Regions from separate parts of the Homo sapiens genome. Here region 2 is linked to region 1. Evidence: chromatin contacts called from ENCODE Hi-C or POLR2A ChIA-PET data. All regions are on one chromosome and are shown on one strand. The core of a region is the stretch at or near the end of the contact, and the rest is flanking DNA. Distances in the headings are between cores, read along the strand shown. Region 1 overlaps MYO5A (myosin VA). Region 2 overlaps MYO5A (myosin VA).

Evidence for each region. Hi-C counts contacts between places; a loop is a spot of excess contacts on that map. ChIA-PET counts read pairs that join two places held with the same protein, here RNA polymerase II (POLR2A). Pooled maps may share reads with other maps.
Region 2: a loop to region 1 is called in a map of IMR-90, with 2.1 times the contacts of the local background. The contact joins two enhancer-like sites. A Hi-C loop is called at or near these places in 5 of 168 maps with a recorded cell type or tissue (B cell, CD4-positive, alpha-beta memory T cell, IMR-90 and 2 more), 3 of 37 single-sample maps with no recorded cell type and 5 of 50 pooled maps. POLR2A ChIA-PET finds 5 or more read pairs at or near these places in 8 of 52 experiments (GM10248, IMR-90, OCI-LY7 and 5 more).

Annotation. Positions count from the first base shown.
Region 1 is chr15:52,426,505-52,429,204 of GRCh38, reverse strand. MYO5A (myosin VA) reads left to right here. Exons shown (of 42, transcript NM_001382347.1): 3 at 636-807. Among named protein-coding and RNA genes, the nearest start is that of MYO5A, 100 kb to the left of the region's middle. Within about 2 kb of position 1,269, at least 4 of the 41 ENCODE cell types and tissues checked have a DNase peak (open chromatin) inside an H3K27ac peak, as active enhancers do.
Region 2 is chr15:52,463,247-52,465,946 of GRCh38, reverse strand. The region is part of intron 1 of MYO5A (myosin VA); the gene reads left to right. Among named protein-coding and RNA genes, the nearest start is that of MYO5A, 64 kb to the left of the region's middle. RefSeq lists an enhancer at 1-184. Within about 2 kb of position 1,291, at least 6 of the 41 ENCODE cell types and tissues checked have a DNase peak (open chromatin) inside an H3K27ac peak, as active enhancers do.

The sequences.
Region 1 (2,700 bases), core at 20-2,519:
GAAAACTATGAATTGTCTTGCCTCAAAAAAAGTACACATATGTGCACATACACACAGAGTTGTTGCACGTAATTTCAGGGGATTCTTGGGTATCTAGTGGTTTAAGGATTCCTAAGTACTTACCACATGCCGGACTTGCCTCATTTACTTTTTTACCACAACCCTGTTAGCCCATTTTACAAATGAAGGATTTGGGTGAAATACTGTAACTCAAGACCACATAAAAAGTAAGTATTAGTATCAGGATTTGAATCCTGGGCAATCTGATCCTAGAGCCAAGCTCTCGACCACTCTTTTATATTGTCCGCCACTTTTTTATAGGTAAAAGGGGTTGGAGGAGAGAAACATATTTAAAAGTTTAAAACTTCTGATTCAGTACGTGGGTGAAAAAGGTCTAGGCTATGGCTTTCAAAGTATATTAGCAAAAATTGTTAATACAGGTTGGTATGTCTAATGAAAACGCACTTCATATTGTTTCCATCTCCACCAGTTTCTGTGATATTGGAAGGTGCTAGGAAAATAATGCATTTAATAGCTGAGAAGCAAATCAGGAATAGGAAGTAAGCAAAATGCATGGGCCTCTTTCACAGTCCTTGCCATAATTCATCCAGATGCTGTGCCTTGTGCATTTTCAGGATTTGGAATACCATCTAGATCCAAAGACCAAGGAGCTGCCTCACTTACGAAATCCTGACATACTTGTTGGTGAAAATGACCTCACAGCCCTCAGCTATCTTCATGAGCCTGCTGTGCTCCATAATCTCAGAGTCCGCTTTATTGATTCCAAACTTATTTATACGTATTGTGGTAAGTATGCTTTGCTTTCCGAATAGACTGTGGACTCTTTCCTCTAATGGACATAGCCATAGAAATATTGTACATGGGGAAAGCAGGCTGTGGTTGGATTTTCTCTAAGAGACAAAATCACTTGAGCGTTATCAGAAAGATTTACCAAGTTGCATTTATGCTGAATAAACTCATTTGTGACCTTACATAATTTTGCTAAAAATAAAAAGACTGGGCCCATCTTTTGGAATTTTTTTCCCCTTACAGAAGTCATATGTCAGATTTAGTGCCAAATTCACCAGTTGTTTTCTTCTCTTCCAAAAACTACTACACGAAGAGTAGATGTCCAAGGACTTATCTTTGGAGCAGGTTCAAGAGATTTAGTGTTATCTTGTGGTCAATTACTCAGCCATGCAGAACTAACTTGACTCGTGGTGATTCGTCTTGCTCACTCCTGCTTGCCTGGGCCCCTGCTCATTGCAGTGTTAGCTGCCAGCCACCCAGCTCATGGTGCTTTTTATCTCTCCAAGAAATAAAGCCTCTGCATGTGTGTGTGTTTGTGTTCCTTTCCCCCTTCTCCAGCTTTCCTTCTTTTTTCTCTCTTTCCCAGTTTGTTCTTATCTTTTATTTTCTCCCTTTTCTCTGGCTATTTTTTCTCCGCTGACGTCTTACCATTCTTTCACTAATCACTCTGTCCTCGGAAGCTCAAATCTGGATTTCCATTCATTCGTGTGGTATATCCAACTCAGTGCTCATGATTTCTTCATTACTCTCCTGTTTTAGACAGGAACAGCCACCTTTTCTTCTTAAAATAATTAACATCCTTTATATCATTGATACTAACTTTTCCTTTCTGGTAACTATTTCTGTTTCTCAATTGTTATTTTTCTTCCATTTTTTTTCCTTGCACATGTGTTACCTTCTCAGTGAAGTCTTGTCTAGCCACCCTATCAAGTCAGAAACCCCTCCTTACTGTGTTTCTTCCCTGCATTATTTTTTGCCTTCTTTTCCTTATTACAATTTAATCTGAGATTATGTATATATATATTTTCTTACTTATCTTGTTAATTGTCTGAATTTCCCACTAGAGTTTAAGTTCCATGAGGGTAAAGATTAGTCTTTTTTGTTTGTTTGTTTGTTTACTGTTGTAAGTTCAGCATTTAGAAATGACTTTACACATAGTTGGAGCTGAATAAACATTTATTGAATGGACGACTTCATTAAGTTAATATACACCTACAGAAAAATTCTTAGGAAATACAGAAAAGTATAAAAAAAGGAAAAACAATTATATGTAACTCACCACTGAAAAATAGCCAGTATTAATATTGATTTACATCCTTTCTCTTTGTATGCATAAGTTGATAGAAAATTGGAATCAGTCTATATATAGTTTTGTATTATGTTTTCCTATGACATTTAATATCCTTCAAAAACATGATTTGGACCTTCTCAGTGAAGTCTTGTCTGGCCACCCTATCAAGTCAGAAACCCCTCCTTACTGTCTTTCTTCCCTGCATTATTTTTTGCCTTCTTTTCCTTATTACAATTTAATCTGAGATTTATTGAATGGACGACTTCATTAAGTTAATATACACCTACAGAAAAATTCTTAGGAAATACAGAAAAGTATAAAAAAGGAAAAACAATTATATGTAACTCACCTGTGCTGTGGCTTACCCTGTAATCCCAGCACCTTGGGAGGCTGAGGTGGGCAGATCACTTGAGCCCAGGAGTTCAAGCCTGGGCAACATGGCAAAATCCTGTCTCTACAAAAAAAATACAAAAATTAGCCAGGCATGGTGTTGCGTGTCCATAGTCCCAGCTACCTGGGAGGCTGAAGTGGGAGGATTTCGTAAGCCTGGGAGGTCTAGGCTGTAGTGAGCCAAGATAGTAACATTGCACTCCAGCTTG
Region 2 (2,700 bases), core at 42-2,541, 37 kb before region 1:
CCGGTCCTGGCCATACGGGCTACCTACCTTCCTTCTTCTCAGATTTTGGAGTTTCTTTTTGCTTTTCTGTTGGACTCATTGCTTTTCATGTCAAACATATTATCATGGATAATATGTTCAAAGTATGATTGTCTACACACTATTTTGGTTCTTCTGAGTTTATGAAGTGTGCTAGAAAAGCCTCTAGTCAGCCATCTTGGGCGAAAAAAATCTCAAGATGTATCTTTTTCTTAATGATTTGTAAGAGTTCTTTTTAAAAGTCTTTTTAAATTTATTCTATTTATTTTCTAGAGACAGGGTCTTGCTCTGTTGCTCAGGCTGGAGTGCAGTGGCATGATCATAGCGCACTATACTTTCGAATTCCTGAATTCAAGCAATCCTCCTGCCCTAGCCTCCCAAGTAGCTGGGACTACAGGCAAAAGTTCTTTATACATTAAGGGACTTTGCTTTTTTACAAATATATTTTTGGTCACCCTGTATTTTGGGTTTGTTTATGATGTATTTTGGCACCCAGAAGTTTTTTATTTTTCTGAAAAATATTTTATACCAACCATTCTTTCAAAATTATAAAACCTAGATCAACTTTCATAGCTGCTTTTCTCGGCTAAAATTAAGCTAAAAGGACACTTAATAAAAGGGGCAAGGATAGGGGATCATGGGAGGAGTTAATAAGAAAGCATCATGCAGCCCAAAGTTTAACACTTCCACTTAAAGATGCAGGCCAACAGGGCTTTTTTGCTTAAGGTGTCTCAGCCAGCAGCAAGATGGCCTACTCATTTGCCCTCTCAAAGCCAGCTCATTATAGAATTCCGTAATAATCTTGCCCTGACCTTACTACCAAGGCTGCTGTTTCCAGGTCAAGAATCTCCCTTCTAGTGCTCATCATTAATGAGGTAATACCAGTGAAATGTCCCTCCTTGCCCCTGCCCTTAGGTAAAGCTGACTCCCAGTGTGGCCAATACAGTCTCTATTTGCCTAATATGGATGACATTTTGGAAGCAATTATGTGTATATTAGATAAATCCTGTCTACAGGCTAAATGTGAGTGACAGTCATATATACATAACTAGGAAAACGACTAATCATAAGCAGGAGTTGTACAAGATGTGCTTTTGTTTATGATTAAAAGACTGCTGATTAGAACTAGGGTGTTGGAAACATCTGGTCATTCATTACTCTGCTTAAAAGCCTGTGATGAATCCCTGTCTCATGCAGTATATAGGCCAAACTGCCTACCATGGCACATGAGGTCTTTCACATCCTGCTCCTAACCTATTTTTTCAGTCAGCTAAACACTATGCTAAGCACTTTCATTTCACACATATTTATTGAGTACCTGCTAGTTACCAAACATTGTTCTAGGTTTCGGTGTTCGTTGTCCCTGCCCTCACAGGCTTTCTGGCTAGTTAGGGACACAAAGAATCCCACATAACCAAAACAATCTATAGAGTAGTCAGGGTGGACTTTTTCTGAGAAAAACGCATATATAAACTGAGACCAGAAGAGTGAGAAGGAACTAGTCCTAAGAAGAGATGGGAAATGAGGGGAAGGTGTTCTAGGCAGTGGGTACAGCAATGGCATTGAACTTGTAGTTTGGGTGTTCTAGGAACAACAGAAGGCTGGCACAGCCAGAGCTCAGGGGAAGGGAGAAGACCCCAGTGAGTTGCTGTTAAACCTGTGGGTAGGGGCCAGATCACATAGTACATCGTAGAGTATAGTAAAGGAATTCAGATGCAGCACAATGAGGTACCTGAATCGGGGTTTGGCCTGGGGTTGGGCTGGCGACAAAACTGTGTAGTGGTTTTAAGCCTTATCTAATTTATCTGCATCACAACTCTCTGAGGCAGGTATTACTAATAACCAGTTTTATGGATGAGAATCCTGAGGAAGAAAGTTGGGTAATTGTTCAAGGTCACACAGTTGGAAAGTATTGGAGCTTCTGGATCTGTCTAACTCCAGAGCCCATGTTCTCAAATGTAATTGTATATACAGTCTAATTGGTTTATTTTGTAAGTAAGGGAATTGAGATTCAGAAAAATTAAAAATAAACTAGAATGATTAAGAGGATGTGAGGCACTGTTTAAAAAATTTATGCTCTTCTTCCATCTGGAAAGATGAAGAATGAACTTTTGATCTGGTGGAAGCTTCTAACACTATGAGGCACCTGAAGAGGGCAATGCTGACTTATTCACTACAAAAATAGCTTAGGCATCTTTTGAAGCTTCAGATAAGTAATTCACAGGTCAAATAAAAGGAAGTGCTTTTGATACAGTTGGTAGCTGATTATTTCAGATACAGATTAACAATGTTTCCAGTAGCTTTTAGGAAATCTGTAGAACAAGTTAGCAAAACAGAAAACCTCTTCTGTATAAAGCATACTAAAATACTGATGAAAATGTCTGTAAGAGAAGTTTAAATAACTAAGAAAATGAGGAAAAAATGAGTACAGGGAAAATGAAATTTTATAATAATAAAAAAAGAAAGCAATTTTAGTTGTAAGTTTTATAATATTTAAACATTTTAGTTTTATATGTCTTAAGAAATACTTAACTCATGGATGACGTTTTTTAATATAACTGAAAAGCCACTATAGAGGGGTAAAGGAAATAATATCCTTTCTTAGTTTTTACAGACAGAATGAAATTCTTATTTCTAGAGAAGTCCATCTTGATGAAGAAAGTGTGGTCAAGTCACTGCCAG